2 separate regions of the Homo sapiens genome follow, and region 2 is linked to region 1. A link is a loop called in an ENCODE intact Hi-C map of the cell type or tissue named here. Cell type or tissue: B cell. All regions are shown on one strand. Links, peaks and the distances in the headings refer to the core of each region. The heading gives the core; the rest is flanking DNA. Region 1 holds the start of LOC124904045 (a long non-coding RNA gene). Region 2 overlaps PITPNC1 (phosphatidylinositol transfer protein cytoplasmic 1).

Region 1 (8,261 bases), core at 262-8,261:
TGAGCCCAGAGGAGGAAGAAGAGGTGGAGAGGGACAGAAATGACTCACTGATTTCCCCCAGGCTCCAGGGACAGGCGTGCTTTTTTGCCTCCCCCTCTGCCTGTAAGCAGAGTCATCTCTGTGGCCTCAAGGGTTCCCAACTTCTGTTTTATGCTTCTGTTTCTTAACTTCTTTGAGCCTTGGTTTTGGCGATTGGGTTGAGTGAACCAGCGGACGTGCACCCTTTAGATCTAGGAAAGAAAAGAGTTCACGGAGATCCTGGTAGAGTTTTTGTTCCCTGCATGAAGTCAGCAGGGGGCCAAGGGAAAGCTCAGAGAAGAGGCCAGTGGAAGGGGCACCTGCCCAGAAGAAGGAGCTGCCAAGGATGGAGCCTGGGACACGTGGTGACATTTCCTCAGCAGCAGAGCAGGTCAGGGATTCAGAGTGAGTCTGGAAGAGCCCAGATCTGCTCTGTGGTTTGGCTGCCTTCCTTGCCATGGGAAGAAGCCATCAGGTGTCCTGTGGATGCCTTTCCGGAAGCCTCTGCATCCTTGCATCTTCATAGTGGAGGATCTGCCTTTGACCCCAGCTCAGCTTTCTCGTCCACATTGCCTAGGAGGGTACAATGGAGTGGACCAACATCTCTCCAGCATCTGCCAGGCGCTGCCTGGCCCTGGACATTCGTTATCTCTTTTCATTCTCACCCCACAGCTTTGAGGTTGCAATTGTCTCCATTTGATAGATGAGGAAACTGAAGCTCAGAGGGAATCGTGAATTTGCCCCAAGTCACACAGTTTGTTGGAAAAGAAGCTGCGGTTTGAACTGAAGTCTGTTTTACTCCAAAAATCTGTATTTTTTTTTTTTTTCCTACTAAATCATCATCCTCCCTCTCTGTGGGTTAGGTGCCTGCTGCTGCATCTGGACACCAGATAATGACAAGCTTGCTGACATCAGTTACTAGTAAATATCACCCTGGGCAATAAGCAGTGGCCATTGATTGACAAAGCAGGTGGCATCATAGGTGGAACTAATAAGTCAGAAAAAGCACCAATTCCCCCTTCCCTTGCACTTGCTTGAACCTCAGAGTCGGTGATGCTTTACTCAGATGAAAACCAGATGGGTGATTTGGAAGAAGGCAGCCAGCAGGCTGAGTGTTGTGTTGGTTTTCTCTTGCTGTGTAGCAAATCTCCCACAAATTTAGCAACTTAAAACAACACAAGTGGCTGGGTGCAATGGCTCATGCCTATAATACCAGCACTTTAGGAGGCTGAGGTTGGAGGATCGCTTGAGCTCAGGAGTTTGAGACCAACCTGGGCAACACAGTGAGAGCTCATCTCTACTAAAAGTAAAAAAAATTAGCTGGGTGTGGTGGTGCATGCCTGTGATCCCAGCTGTTCAGGAGGCTGAGGCGGGAGGATTGCTTAAGCCCAGGAGGTCAAGGCTGCGGCGAGCTGAGCTATACTGCATTCAAGCCTGGGCAACAGAATGAGGCTCTGTCTCAAAAAAGAAAAGAAAAGAGAAGAGAAGAAAAATAACACAAGTTTGTTATCTTGCAGTTTCCATGGGTCAGGAGTTGGAACCCAGGCTAGCTGGGTCCTTGGCTCAGGCAACTCACCAGGTAGAAATCAAGGCATCAACCAAGGTTCTAGTTTCACCAGAAATGCAGGGTCCTCTTCCACGCTCACTGGTGGTTGGCAGGATTCATTCCTTGTGGTTGAAGGACGAAGGTCGCGTTTTCTAGCTGGTTCTTCTCCGGCTGTCACTCTCAGTTCCCAGTAGACCTCTCTTGGGTCCTATCCACGTGGCTATCTCACAACTTCAAAGCCAACAAAAGAATCTCTGCTTTTTCTAAAGTGAAGTCTTGTATACACTCTCAGGAGTGACTGACTGTCTTGTCTTTTTGCTATCAATCAAAAGCTGTGCTCCCTCTGAAGGTTCTGGGGGGCAACCAGGGGAGTGACAGCCCATCATATCCCCAGGTTCTGCTCACACCCGAAGGGAAGGATTACACAGGATGTGTGCACCAGTGGCTGGGACTCTGGAGGCCATCTCAGAATTCTGTCTGCCGTGGGTTTTTCAGTCTTTCCTTCATATGCTGTGGGCCAAATGGGACTTTAGACATTCAGCATTTCCAAATGACTGTTCCTTAGAGAGCACGGGATGCTTCAGCAGCCCTTAGACATCTTTTTCTGTTTTAGCCAATGGCTGACGACCCTAGTGTCTCTCTTCTTGGAGCAAGTTCAGGTGTGGTTACATCAGGGTTCCCAACGTTTTTTCCACCCCCACACTCCTGACAGATCCCTCGGTGATATAGAATCCCTCCACCCAAGGACATTTATCAGGATCTTTAGGGAACAGCGCATATTTTGAGAAAAAGTCCAGGGTTGGAAAGTGGGGTTCCCGTCTCCCCATTGACATTGAGAATGACTAGGTTAGATGGTATATTCCTAGTGGAAGCAAAAGTCTTAGTTACAGAAAGCATTATTTGAGCAAACCTAAACTAAAGGAGATGCTTTAACACCTGAAGAAGCTGGGTAAAGCGGGGGGGGGGGGTAAAGAAGAAGGGGGGTGACTTTGATGACCACCATTCCTAGTGGTGCTGGTATTAGGGGGGCACCCTCCTGTTAGAGTGTGAGCTTACCACATGGTTGGTGAGCCTGGGACACAGATAGCTAATGGTAATGGTGACAAAGGAGATACGCGCTGTGATAAAGGGACAAACAGAATGCTGCCAGCATGCATGGGATAATCATTCCGAAGTGGTACTTGAGATGGTCTTTGAGTAAGATTTAGGAAAGAAATTTCGGGCTGAGAGTACCATGGCCAAAAAAAAAAAAAAAGACCTGACAGCAGGAAGTTTTCCAGGGAAGGGGGAGTGGACCTACCTAGATTTAGGGTGGGTCCAAATCCAATGACTTTTGTCCTTGTAAGAAGAGAAGAGAGCACAGAGACCCAGAGGGAAGAAGGGGATGTAAAGACGGAGGCAGAGACTGGAGTGATGCACCCACTCCCGGTGCCACCAACAGCTGGAAGAGACAAGGACAGATTCTCTCCCAGAGTCTTCAGAGGTAGTATGGCTCTGCCAACACCTTGGTTTCAGGCTTCTGGCCTCCAGAACTGTGAGAGAATAAATTGCTGCTGTTTTAAGCCACGCAGTTTGTGGAATTGGCTACGATAATTCTAGAGTACCAGTACAGTCAGGGAGAACATTCGCGTTCATTCTGGACCTTTCAAGTTTGATGAACCTGTAGGGTCTTTGTTGGGGATGGCCAGTGGGCACCTGGAAATGTGAGAGGAGTTGGAATTTGCGATGTTGATTTGGGAGGCATCTGCCAAAAAAGAAAAAAATCATGAAAAGTCAGAAGCAGATGAGATCACCAGGGGAGAGGGTTTGGATCAAGAAAAGAGGCTGTAGGTAGGGTAGGACCTGAGGGATCTCCTGTAGGGAAGGAGTGGAGGAGGGAGGAAAGGGTGAACTGCTGCTCAGGATGGAGGAGTTGCTCAGTCATATTGCAGTGTAGAGAGGTCTCCAGGGTGCAAATGGAAGAGTGATGCTGCTTTGGAAATCCTTTGATGATCAGGTGGGAGGTGGAAAAAGTAGAGACAGGAAGCACTGAAACTGAATACTCTTTTTTTTTTTTTTTTTTTTTTTTGAGATGGAGGCTTGCTCTGTCGCCCAGGCTGGAGTGCAGTGGCGCAACCTCAGCTCACTACAACCCCCGCCTCCCGGGTTCAAGCGATTCTTCCCGCTCAGCCTCCCGAGTAGCTGGGATTACAGGCATCTGCCATCATGCCCAGTTAATTCTTGTATTTTTGTAGAGATGGGGGTCTCACCATTGGCCAGCCTGGTCTTGAACTCCTGACCTCAGGTGATCCACACACCTCGGCCTCCCAAAGTGCTGGGATTACAGGCATGAGCCACCATGCCCGGCTACTGACTACTCTTTTAATAAGTTTTTTTATGAAGACAGAAAGAGATACGGAATTGATTATAGATGGGGGAAGAAATAGGATCAAGGGAACTTTGTGCTTATTTATTTTTTAAGACTGTGTCTCTTTTCATTATATTTTTAGGCTGTGGGAAGGAAGCAGGGAAAAGATGCAAATAATCAATGAAACAAGGTTCCAGAGAAGAGCTTACAAATAATTTGTACTGTGCACCTACTATGTGCCAGTCACTGTGCTGGGGTTTAGCTGTGTGATCTCATTGATCTTCTGAACACTCCTACAGAGCGGAAAAGGATTGTCCCCATTCTCCACCTGGGGCAACTGGGGCTGAGAACAGTAAAATAACTTGCCCAGGTTGATACATCTTGGATTTGAGCCCAAGTCAGCTGGCTCTGATGTCTCAGTGCTTTTCATTATATTATTTCTCCACTGAAAAAGAGGAGGATATATCTTTCTCGGATTCACAAAGAATAAGAAACGTAAAGAAATAAGCAGATTTGTAATGGAGGAAAGGGATGTGTCAGTGTTTCTATCATGCAGTTCATGTCCTCATTAAACTATGACTCAAAGTGATCAGCTGCAAGGGAGAGGGGAGAAAGGGTGAAGCCAGGCAAGGGACCTTGAGAGGGTAAGGGATGTAGGATAGATCAGTGGATGAGATATAACAGGGAGCCAATCAGGAAGAAATAAAAGACCTTGCTTTAAAGCTAAGCTTCCGCTAGGATTAGTGGGCTGGATTTTTGGAGAAACCAGCCTGCATGGGGGAGGCAGAAGGTTATCTTAACATGGACATCACCCCTGAGAGATTTCAGTGACGGCACTGAAGAAGCCCAGAGCCACAGATAATTCTGATTTTAACTCAAGACACCCGCACACCCCAGGACTCTGAGAACGAGTCATCAGACATCCCAAGGGGATTATCAGCCCCAACCACCTGCCGAAGGAGAAAGTACTGACCCGCTTGGAGTTACCAGGAGCTGTTCTCTGGCCACCCTGCTGAAGCCAGGTGCACTACTCCTAGCCTCGTGGCAAGGTTGCCATTCTGATATGAAAATAACCAAAGTCCCCACTCAAAAATAACAACATCTGCTAATTTGCATGGGAGTTTTGCATTTCATAATTGGGTTTAATACGCAAATGCTAAAATTCATGTGTTGGGCTAGCTAAGTGGTTTAGAGGTTCAGTGGGTAAAAACTCCTCACAGTGTTCCACTCTGGTGCACCGAGACCCACACCCACGCTCCACAACTCTGTACTCTCCCCACTCCTTGGTTTGACTCTCATATGAATTATGGGATAAAAAATACAAAATCGATTTACCTAAAGGCTTGTCGTGTCTAAGAGGGTCTCAGCCAGGGCATCCCCCCACGTTCTCATGTCTGCTTTGGGGCTCTGAGTCCTCCAGCGTCTTCATTTGAGATGAGCAGCTGCTCCTTGGTGCTACCTGAACCCGGATATAAGGGCAGCGGTTATGGAGTGAGAAGTTTGAGAGGAGACAGCAGAGAGGGTGTTAATGAATAATCGCAGGGCCTTGTTCTCCATAAAGGCAATTACTGGGATTGATTGTTTCCGTGTTTCCTTAGTCACGGTTCAGATCCCTTGTTTCACTCAGATTAAGACAGATGCGTGCTGAACGCGTCCTGGCATGTGATGTCAGGAGAATTATCGATGGCACGTCCCAGGCCTCTGTCTTCTCGTGCAGGTGCCACCAGGGGTCTCAGCTGGGCTGAAAGGGGAGCGTGGTCATTGTGCGGCTGAAGCATGTGTGTGCTATAGCCAGGTGGTTTTCCAGGTTGAGCATGCCTCAGCATACACTGGAGGGCTTGGTAAACAGATTGCTGAACCCCACCTCCAGAGTTTCTGATTTAGTTGGTCTGCTGAAGAATTTGCCTTTCTTTCTTTCTTTCTTTTCTTTCTTTCCTTCTTTCTTTCTTTCTTTCTTTCTTTCCTTCCTTCCTTCCTTCCTTCTTTCTTTCTTTCTTTCCTTCCTTCTTTCTTTCTTTCCTTTTTTTTTTTTTTTGAGACTGAGTCTCACTCTGTTGCCCAGACTGGAGTGCAATGGCATGATCTCAGCTCACTGCAACCTCCACGTCCCAGGTTCAAGCGATTCTCGTGCCTCAGCCTCCCAAGTAGCTGGAATTACAGGGGTACACCACTACACCTGGCTAATTCTTGTATTTTTAGTAAAGACGGGGTTTCGCCATGGTGGCCAGGCTGGTCTCAAACCCCTGACCTCAGGTGATATGCCTGCCTTGGTCTCCCAAAGTGCTGGGATTACAGGCATGAGCCACCGTGCCTGGCCAAGTATTTGCATTTCTAACAATTCTGGGCTGCTGGAGCTGGTCCAGAAACTCCTCTTTGAGAACCACTCAGTATGGTGAAGAGTATGGACACTGAGACCTGGCCACCTGGCTGCATGAGACTGTAGGCCATTTACTTACCCTCTCTGCACCTCCATCTCCTCATCTTTAAAGCAGGGGGGGATGGTAATAGTACCTCCTTCACGGGATTGTTGCCAGGAATAAATGAGTGAGAGCATCAGAGCATTTGTAGCAGTGTCTGGTATAGACAGTATGTGAGTACTGGAATCATGTATAAGGGATCCAGCCTCTTGGGACTGTGATGCTATCAGGCCAAGTCTGGTTTCCCCAACACCCACAGATCCCAATGCAGGTGCTGGGTCATTTTGCCCATTAGCCGTCAATCCCATCTCTGGTGGCCAAGAAAGTTAATGCCCAGCTTAGGGCTAGCTAGAGCGTGGTTACACCAACATCCATCAAAATTCTCTTCTTAAGCCACCTTAACCCTTCACATCTACTGAATGCATAGGACTTGACTCAGCGAGACTGGGGCTGTAGGGCTGGGTTGCATTTGGGGTTTCTGTCCCTCGTGTGGACAAAGACAAAGACAGGGGCTGCCTTTTCTGGTTCAGTTTCTACCCATGGATGCTGTCTGCTGAATGCATTCTTGCTGCCCAGTATTATACATTTTTAAAACATCATTTTATTAATATTTAACCCTCACAGTGTTGCTCTTAGGTAATAATTATTACTCCTGTTTTAACTCTGTTGGGGTTCAGAGAAGTTAAATGACTTATCCAAATTACATATTAAAAGCCAGGTCTCGCCCGGATGCAGTGGCTCATGGCTGTAATCCCAGCACTTTGGGAGGCCGAGGCGGGAGAATCGCATAAGGCCGGGAATTTGAGACCAGCCTGGGCAACAGAGAGAGACCCTTGCCTTTACCAAAAAAATTTTAAAAATCCGCCAGGCATGGTGTCACACACCTATAGCTGTAGTCCCAGCTACCTGGGAGGCTGAGGTGGGAGGATCGCTTGAGCCCATAGGTCAAGGTTACAGTGAGCTGTGACTGCACCACTGCACCCCAGCCTGGGTGACAAAGTAAGACTCTGTCTCAAAAATAAAAATAAAAAGAAGGCCGGGCGCCTGTAATCTGTAATCCCAGCACTATGGGAGGCCAAGGTGGGCAGATCTTTTGAGCTCAGGAGTTCGAGACCAGCCTGGCTAACATGGAGAAACCCTATCTCTACTAAAAATACAAAAATTAGCCGGGCTACACGGAAGGCTAAGGCATGAGAATCACTTGAACCTGGGAGGTGGAGGTTGCAGTGAGCCGAGACCACACCACTGCACTCCAGCCTGGGCGACAGAGCAAGACCCTGTCTCAAAACAATAAAAAATAATAAAATTTAAAAATTAAAAATAAAATTTAAAATTTAAAATAAATTTAAAAATTTTTTTTATTTTACTTTAAAAATAAATTTATGTTTTAAAAATTAAAAATAAATTTATGTTTTAAAAATTAAAAATAAAAGCCAGGTCTGTCTGACTTCAATAATCTATGACTTTAAAGTTCTACTATATCCCCTTGCTAATGTTATATGAGCATTTATATAAAGATTAAGGCTGGGTCCCCAGGAATCCAGCAATGGTAGCTGCTCCCCAAAAGTAAGCTCACCAGAACTGGAACTGGCGTGATTTAGGGGTTTGCTTTTCTAAAGCTTATGCTAGGAGTCACAGAACATATTCCTTTTGGAAATGTTCTCTTCAGGGACTTGCCCTCTACTGCTGGTTATTCTCTGTGGCCTGACCTCTGTCTGGATGAAACTGTGTTCATTGTCCTAAAGGCGGCTTTCCTTTGTCTGAATTTGGATATTGACTTAGTATCTTAACATTTCTGTTCCGGGACGGTGCTTGCAACCAAATGGCCAGGAAAGTATTCAGAAGCTCTGCTGAATATAGGAAGAGAGAAAAAATGTTATGCTAATGAAAATTTGCTTTTCTCCCACAGTGTTCCTTTCTGCCGAAATTCTCC
Region 2 (8,398 bases), core at 260-8,259, 87 kb before region 1:
CTTCTTTAACCTACCCTGAATGTAGTCCCTTAAAACATGATGGAATCCACATTTGGTATTTCCCTGCTATTTCATGAGATGCAACAAAATGTTTCAAGGGAGACAGTAGGAACCATTTGGTGCTTTGGTGATCTTTTCAGGAAAATCTGGTTTCGGAAGCCCCATAAGGCGAGAATTATTGCAAATAAGGCCCAGATTTGAAAATTGCTGTTTTGCAAATTGTGCTTATTCTAGGAATAATGATTTCTACAGCTGGGAAGAACTTTAAAAATTGGGTGAACCAGTTGCCTGCTTTGACAGATGAGGTACTGCAATGCAGAGAGGTCAAGCTAGTTGCTGGGGTCACCTAGCTCATTTGTGACAAAACTAGGAACCGTGGGTCTGACTCAGTCCTCTGCCCTGCCGCCCTGTACCACAGTAGGCCTCTCTATATTATGCCGCTTGGTAGTCACCCACCTTGCTTCCTACCATCAAAAGGAACTTCTGGTAGAAACTCCTTTCACAGCCTCCTGATCTGCAGGAGTGATGAATTTAGCCTGGGATGAACTGGGAGTGGCAGAGCCATCTTTAAACCCCAGGTCCTTTCTGGATGCTTTGTTTGCAGAAGAGCTGCAGAGATCATGAGGGACATTTCTTGATTCATATTAATCAGAAACTCATTTGGGGCAGAATTTGAACTTGTAGCCAATTTTATAAGGAAGTTTCACAGCTAAAACCTCTCTGTGTTGTAAAAGGAGGTCATACTACCCTAAAATGTCACAAAACATTTTACTTCTTCCAAAAGTACAAGTAATCCTGGTATCCAGATAAAGAAGTTTTAATTTGTTTTTATTGGTTTACCTTGCCTCAGAGTTCTGAGTGTTGGATTTTCACTGTGACAACAAAAATAAAATATTTCCTGCTTATTGTAAAGCGGTCAAAGAGCTGAAAAGCAATACCATCTTTTAGAATGCATTTCTTACCCTTCTTTGATCAACATTAAGATGCGTTGCCACTCTGGGGTATGATTCTGGTTTGATCGTTGCAGTGTTTTGGAAAATGTTTGATGGCCTATAGGTTTATTGATTTCAAAGACTGTAAATCCATCTGCCCATCTATCCATCATTCACCCTCCTATCTGAGAGCAGTGTGGGAAGCTTCTACTGAAGTACCAATAACTTGGATTGGTAGCCTTCAAGCCCTGGGGGGACTTGGTAATTCCACACTTAAGTTTTTCTACCTGAAAAACATATAGCTCTTAAATTTCAAAATACAGCTTCGTTTATGCCTGAAGAGGAGAAGTTTCATAACGCAGCCAGCACTGTTGGTTGTCATGCAATAACCATTCTCCCTTCACCCTTGCTAACGTTTTCTTTCTTTTTTTTTTTTTTTTTGAGGTGGAGTTTTGCTCTTGTTGCCCAGGCTGGAGTGCCGTGGCATGATCTTGGCTCACTGCAACCTCCACCTCCCAGGTTCAAGCGATTCTCCTGCCTCAGCCTCCCAAGTAGCTGGCATTACAGGCATGTACCACCATGCCTGGCTTATTTTGTATTTTTAGTAGAGACGGGGTTTCTCCATGTTGGTTAGGCTGGTCTCGAACTCCCCACCTCAGATGATCCGCCTGCCTTGGCCTCCCAAATTACTGGGATTACAGGGGCGAGCCTCCACACCCAGCCTGTTAATAACGCTTTTCTTCATTCCATTTTCTTGCCTGTGAGATGTGCATAAGACCCAGCTCAGAGAGTTGTTGTTGGTTCCTACTCTCTAACTTTGCCTAATTAGATTTCTGTTAAGCTTGAGATCATTTATAGCCAACTTTTTCCATATTAAAATCATAAGCCTCTGTTGAAAGGTTTTGTTAGTCCAAATTGGAACCGTCTTGACTTCGCATCAAATCATTCATCTCTAGCTCAGTCGCCACATAAGCTTGTATAATTCTCTCAGGGCTTCTGTCATTGTTAATTTACATCTGACCTTGTTCTGAAAACTATTTAAGGCAGTGGAGCCCTAACTTAGAACTTGCTGGCTTTTAACTTTGCCAGTTGGTCTGGACCTGTGAAAATATTTATCCAATCCCCTAAGAAATCAGAGTAAAGATTTTCATGAAAACTTCTAGCCGGGCACAGTGGCTCATGCCTGTAATCTCAGCACTTTGGGAGGCCGAGGTGGGCGGATCACTTGAGGTCAGGAGTTCGAGACCAGCCTGGTCAACATGGTGAAACCTAGACTCTACTAAAAATACAAAAATTAGCCAGGTGTGATGGTGTGTGCCTGTAATATCAGCTACTTTGGAGGCTGAGGTAGGGGAATCGCTTGAACCCGGGACATGGAGGTTGCAGTGAGCTGAGATCATGCTACTGCACTCCAGCCTGGGTGACAGAGCGAGACTCCATCTCAAAAAAAAAACTTCCAAAACCATTTTTACATATTGGTTTATTTTGACTCTTGATCGTTGTGCCAAGAAAGTTGATTATGACTAGCGTTTCCATCTTACAAATAGGGAAATGGAAAACTCAGAAAGGTCAAGTGACTTCCCTGAGGTTGGTAAGGAGTGGTAGAGCCAGGATTTGAACCTGGGCAGTGTAGCCACAGGGTCCTCACTCTTAACCACTTGGCTAAACTGTCTTCATATACGTATGTATGCATGTGTTTGGTTCCCGGTGGTGATGCCATGGGGAGCATTTACCATGAGCGCAGTGGGAAAAGCATGGAGCATGCTGGAAGGCATGGATGCTTACATTTTCATTCCGGATTTGTGGATTTTGCACTAGGGTATCTGCTAGGCCATGAACTAGAATTGTGTACTGAGAGTCATCATTAGTTGGGTGATTTTTTTTTTTTTTTTTTTTTGACATAGGCACTGCTCTGTCGCCCAGGCAGTGGTGTGATCTTGGCTCACAGCAACCTCCGCCTCCTGGATTCAGGCGATTCTCCTACCTCAGCCTCCTGAGTAGCTGGGATTACAGGCACTCACCACCACCCCTGGCTAATTTTTGTATTTTTAGTAGAGATGGGGTCTCACCATGTTGGCCAAGCTGGTCTCTATCCACCCACCTCAGCCTCCCAAAGTGCTGGGATTACTGGTCTCAGCCGCCGCACCCGGCCAATTAGTTAGATCTTTCTACGGAAGAACAACTGACTTGCCAATTTAGTCTGTAAGATCAGGAGTTGAGGGACATTGGAACTACAGAAAAACATTATTAAAGATGACTCTTAAGATGTCAAGAGGAAAGAAAAATGACTTCTTCGGTCAAAAAAAGAGCAAAAGCTATCACGCTGTATGAGCCACAAGCTGAAGGCTGTCTTCTGGGGGCGGCTTAAATGCATTAGATTAGTCTGCAATGTGGATTAAGGGACCGTGGGATTTAATAACTTGCGTATTAAAGAATGGCTCTGCAAATGTTACCCTAACATAAAAATGTAAGCATTCTAATTGAATTTAGAAGCAATAGTATTAAAATTTCTTCTGGTGATGCTCCTTAGACGCATTAAATAAAATATCAAAAGTCACAATTGATTAAACTGAAACTTTAGCATGAGAGTTATTAAGCATTAAATTCTGCTGCTAGAGGTTTTTATTTTATTTTTTCCTGACATGTACTCAGAAAATTCTCCCTTTACATAATTTATGGTCATTCTGCTGTTTAAATGTGCCAAAAAATGTTCTCGGAGTTTTGGCAGTGTTTTGAAATAGAGTATATTATCTTAGTCTTGGGCTATATATATATAATGAACACTCAATATATATTGATGGTGGTGTTTTCATGAGTTGAAGTCTCGCTGTGGGCAAAGGAAGGAATAGGCTATTCTATTACATCTGATGCTTAGCCTGCCTTTAATGAGTAATGTAGAAAAATAGACCTCTTCTTCCTCCTATGGCAAGTCTGTATGTAGTCTTGCTAAGCTTGTGTCTGCCCACAAATCCTAATGAGAAGATGGCATTGATCGGAGATGGTAGCAAAGTACAGCTGGGATACTGCTGTCCATATGTTCCATGGTTCCAGAATTCCAAGGACTACAGACAGCCTTGTAGAAATCACAAAGCATGAGTGATAGTTATAAGCAAAGAGGTCTTCTCCTTTTTATCCAAGGACAAGCAAATGGCAGGGAGGCAGAAAGGTGACGTTTTGAATCTGTAGACACATAACGAGGAATGTGGTTGACTGAAAAGTGTCTATGCATTTAGGGCGGTGAGAGCAGACAGTTAGGGGCATCCAGGAAACCTCCTCCTCTCTTGCCTTTCAGGGTGTCTCCTGGAGTCCCGAGTGTGGCATGTTCTGCATTCAAGAGTATTGTGGAGGCCAGACGTGGTGAAACCCCATCTCTACTAAAAATACAAAAATTAGCTGAGCGTGGTGGTGCATGTCTGTAATCCCAGCTACTTGGGAGGCTGAGGCAGGAGAATCACTTGAACCTGGGAGGCGGAGGTTGCAGTGAGCTGAGACTGCACCACCGCACTCCAGCCTGGGCAACAGAGCAAGACTCTGTCTAAAAAAAAAAGAGTACTGTGGAATTCATTCTTATGTAGCTGTATGAAAAAGAAAACCAACATCATAAAATATGAGTACTAGTTTGAAGTCCATTACAGACAAATCACACCATTTTTATGTTAGACCACCCCAACCACTTCCCTTTTTTGTTTTTGTTTATTTTGACAGGTTCTCGCTTTGTCACCCAGGCGGAAGTGTAGTGGCACGATCTCAGCTCACTGCAACCTCTGCCTCCCAGGTTCAAGCAATTCTCTTGCCACAGCCTCCTGATTAGCTGGGATTATAGGCACTCACCACCACACCAGGGTAATTTTTGTATTTTTAGTAGAGGTGGGGCTTCACCATGTTGACCAGGCTGATCTCGAACTCCTGGCCTCAAACGATCCACCCACCTCGGCCTCCCAAAGTGCTGGGATTACAGGCATGAGCCACCACACCCAGCCTCCTTTTTGTTATTGCTCAGATTTACAGAAATTTATTTTGCAAAATTTTACCTCGAAGAAACAAGCGAGTGTTTCTCTGTATCCATCTGAGCTCAGGAGGATGCCCAAGTGAAAGGTGTTTAATCCAACTTCTGTTGAATGATTGACTTCTCAGGGACTGTTAATTTGTAAACTCTAAGAAAGGGGGAAAGTTTAAGTTTTTCCGGCTGCCAAACTTTGGGCTTCATGGTGAATCATCAGGACAGGCTTTCTAGGCCAAGTGTAAGCGCTGTTCTGGGGGCCACTGGTCTGAGGGTGGGGGAGCAGGATGTGTTTATTTAGATGCACGGCCAGAGTTCACACACTTGGGGTTTGGGATCAGCCTCCAGGGCCTAAGTAATTTCTCCCAGGAGATGTCTTCGCATCTTATACCCTGTATAGGATCATCACGGACTGCTGATTGAAGAAAAGGGTTAGGACCACTGATCAGAGAGAAGCTACGATTTTTTCTTTTCTGTCTGTCACAGAGGTGTCAGTAAAGGAGAAAGCTTACTTGAAAGGTTTGGATTACCGAGCAGCTCAAAAGAGCTGTTGCTGGCGGGATTTTCTCCTTGCTGAAGTTTTTCTTTGCCCCTAGAATACTAAGCAAAAAGGAAAGAAAAGATGAAAGGTAAGTCCCTCTTTAAAAATACATTGAGTCAACCCATCGCAGAAAAATACAGATTTCTCAACTGACAAATAAGCGGCATCACTGCATTTGGGAATCAGAAAAAGTCCCCACGATAAAGTTATTTGGGAATTAATCAACACTTGGCTCATCCTAGGCGTGGAGCGCTTCGGAATTCACCTCGTGTTGCTTGGAAGCTGGCAGCCCGGTTGTTATATAATGTGAACCCAGAGGCCTGCCAGACGGCCCTCCCTGTGCCCCGGGGGAGTTACAAGGCTCTGTAACTCTTGGAGTCAGTCAATCCTGCAGAACAGAGTCCAGGGGCCTGGTGTGTGCTGTGTTTTACAGATGACACATTAACCTTTGAAATTCTGTCCTCAGTCACCTTCATCAATGCCTGAGCGAACGAAGGAAGGGCCACATGTGGGCTCTTTTTTTGTTCACTTTTCCAAATGGAGATAAGACATGTAACAAAATTTACCATCTTAACCATTTTTAAATGTACAGTTCTGTGTTATTAAGTGCATTCCTATCGTTGTACCAGTATCACCACTATCCATCTGCAGAACTCTGCATCTTGAAACTCTGTGCCTGTTCAGTGGTAACTGCCTGTTCCCCTCCTGGCAGCCCCTGGCAGCCGCCCGTCTCTGAATTTCAGAGCCACTTTCTGTCCCTGAGTTTGACTACTCTAGGTACTCACATAAGTAGAATCACACTGTATTTGTCCTTGTGTATCTATCTGGCTTATTTCTCTTAGCGTAATATCCTCAAGGTGCATCTGTGTGGTAGTGTGTATCAGAATTTCCTTCCTTTTCAGGAGTGAATAATATTCCATTGTACGGATATACCATGTTTTGTTCATCCATCCATCCCTCCGTGGATGGACATGGGTTGTTTCCACCTTTTGACTATTGTGAATAGTACTGCCATGAACACAGTTATACAAATACCTGTTTGAGCCTCTGCTTTCTGTTCTTTGGGGTACTTTCCCAGAATTGGAATTGATGGGTCATACGGTAACAGACTCCTTTTTTAAAAAAGAAAAGTATCTTGAGAACTTGGGAGAGCCACCCTAGGAGTACTTACTGGGCTGGATTGTTTGCTCCGTCTCCTTTTGCCTCCAGGTACAGCCCATAGGCCTCTGTCCTCACAGATGTGGTATGGAAGAGTGGCCCTGTTCCAGGGTGAGATCACCAGTGTAGACCTTCTCAGTTTGACCCTACATCTGATGAACCCCCAAAAGCACAGAGAGGATCTCAGAATGAACTAAAGATCATGGGCTATAAATGACTCCTTCCTTCTCCTTTTCTTCCTTGGATGACAAAGATTGTGGTCACTATACAGTTATGGTGGCCTCAAGTCTGGTAAATCAATGATGTTTCATGTTAGCTGCTCACGGGATTCACCTTGTGGCTTATTGATGTCCAGACCCCGCCTCTGATCCCGCCTCTAGAGATTCTGATTTCATTGGTTTGAGTCCTGGCCTCAGCATGGGGACTTTTGAAAGCTTCCAGGCGAGTCTAATATGCAGCCAGGGTTCTGTAGCACCCAAGTGAATTACTGAACCCGAACCTTTTCTCAATCCCTTTCATGCTGTCTGTTGTCTTTTTGGTTATTTCTTTTTTCTTTTTCTTTTTTAATTTGAGATGGAGTCTCGCTCTGTCCCAGGCTAGAGTGCAGTGATAGGATCTTGGCTCACTGAAACCTCTTCCTGCCAGGTTCTAGCAATCCTCCCACCTTAGCCTCCCGAGTAGCTGGTATTACAGGTGTGCACCACCACGCCCGGCTAATTTTTGTATTTTTAGTAGAGACGGGGTTTCACCATGTTGGCCAGGCTGGTCTCGAACCTCAAGTGATCCATCCCCCTCGGTCTCCCAAAATGCTGGGATTGCAGGCGTGAGCCACCACACCCAGCCAGGTTATTTCTTTGGAGCATATCTTCAGATTTGTACATCTCAGCCCAAGGTTTAAAGATTTGGAAACAGGCTTTTCTGTGTGTGTGTGTGTGTGTGTGTGTGTGTGTGTGTGTGTGTGTGTGTGTTTTAATTAACGAGGATGCATTATGTAACTTTGGAGCTAAGAATGAGGAATGAGGATGCATTATGTAACTTTGGAGCTAAGAATGAGGAGACCTGGGTCATACTTGTGTGTGTGTGTGTGTTATTATCTAACCAGGGATAATGAATTATTTAACTTGGCAGGATCTCAGTTTGTTGTTGTTGGTTTTTTGTTTTTTGTTTTGTTTTTTTTTAAATCTTGGCTTTAAAATTAGGGCATAGATTGGCAAACCAGATAAAAGAATGAAATTAATGATTTTTTTAAAAATGTCCCCTCTAGCTCTGACATACCACGACTCTGAATGAACAGGTGGAATTGATGGGGAGTGAGGAGGCTTGGAGAGAGAGCCCCCGGGTGTGAACCCATCCTGTTCTAACAATAATGAGCTTTGGGATGAAGAGCCTCCCCGCAGGCAGGGGACTGCTGGGAGTTTCTGGTGTCCCAGAAGAAGCCTTCAGGGCAGCTCTGATCAGTAAATAAAAGGATACGAAATAAAAATCTCAAAGGATCCGTAATGAATAAGAAAGCAGGAATGTCGTCCCCAGGGAGAAATGAGTTGGGGGCTTTGTCAGTCACGAGAGAACATAGCACAGGACTCTGGGTCCAATGGAGCTGAACGTCAGCGCCTCTGTCCCCACGAAAATAGTAACTTCCCTGACACCATCCACCTGATGCCAAGAGCTGTTTATATCAACATTTCTTCTCGGGATTCTTTCAAACTTTATACTTACTTCTCTCCTCCTCTGATTCTATTCAAGGAATGTGAATGGCTGAGGTTTTGT

What was found. Peaks named below come from ENCODE experiments on the same cell type or tissue, not always from the same donor. Only the 100,000 strongest peaks of a DNase experiment are listed, where the experiment ranks them.
Region 2: it touches region 1 in a loop (2.0-fold over the local background); 2 of 110 quality-filtered maps call a loop at or near these places.

Annotation. Positions count from the first base shown.
Region 1 is chr17:67,569,949-67,578,209 of GRCh38, forward strand. PITPNC1 (phosphatidylinositol transfer protein cytoplasmic 1) reads left to right here. Exons shown (of 9, transcript NM_012417.4): 5 at 8,238-8,261. LOC124904045 (a long non-coding RNA gene) reads right to left here and starts at 5,397. Exons shown (of 3, transcript XR_007065879.1): 1 at 5,247-5,397. In B cell, for the core only: no CTCF peak of the experiment used is centred there; DNase peaks (open chromatin) are centred at 4,963 and 5,513; H3K4me3 peaks cover 460 bases.
Region 2 is chr17:67,482,563-67,490,960 of GRCh38, forward strand. All of the region lies in intron 1 of PITPNC1 (phosphatidylinositol transfer protein cytoplasmic 1), which reads left to right. Among named protein-coding and RNA genes, the nearest start is that of MIR548D2, 15 kb to the left of the region's middle. RefSeq lists enhancers at 4,772-4,861, 6,711-6,950. In B cell, for the core only: no CTCF peak of the experiment used is centred there; a DNase peak (open chromatin) is centred at 4,619.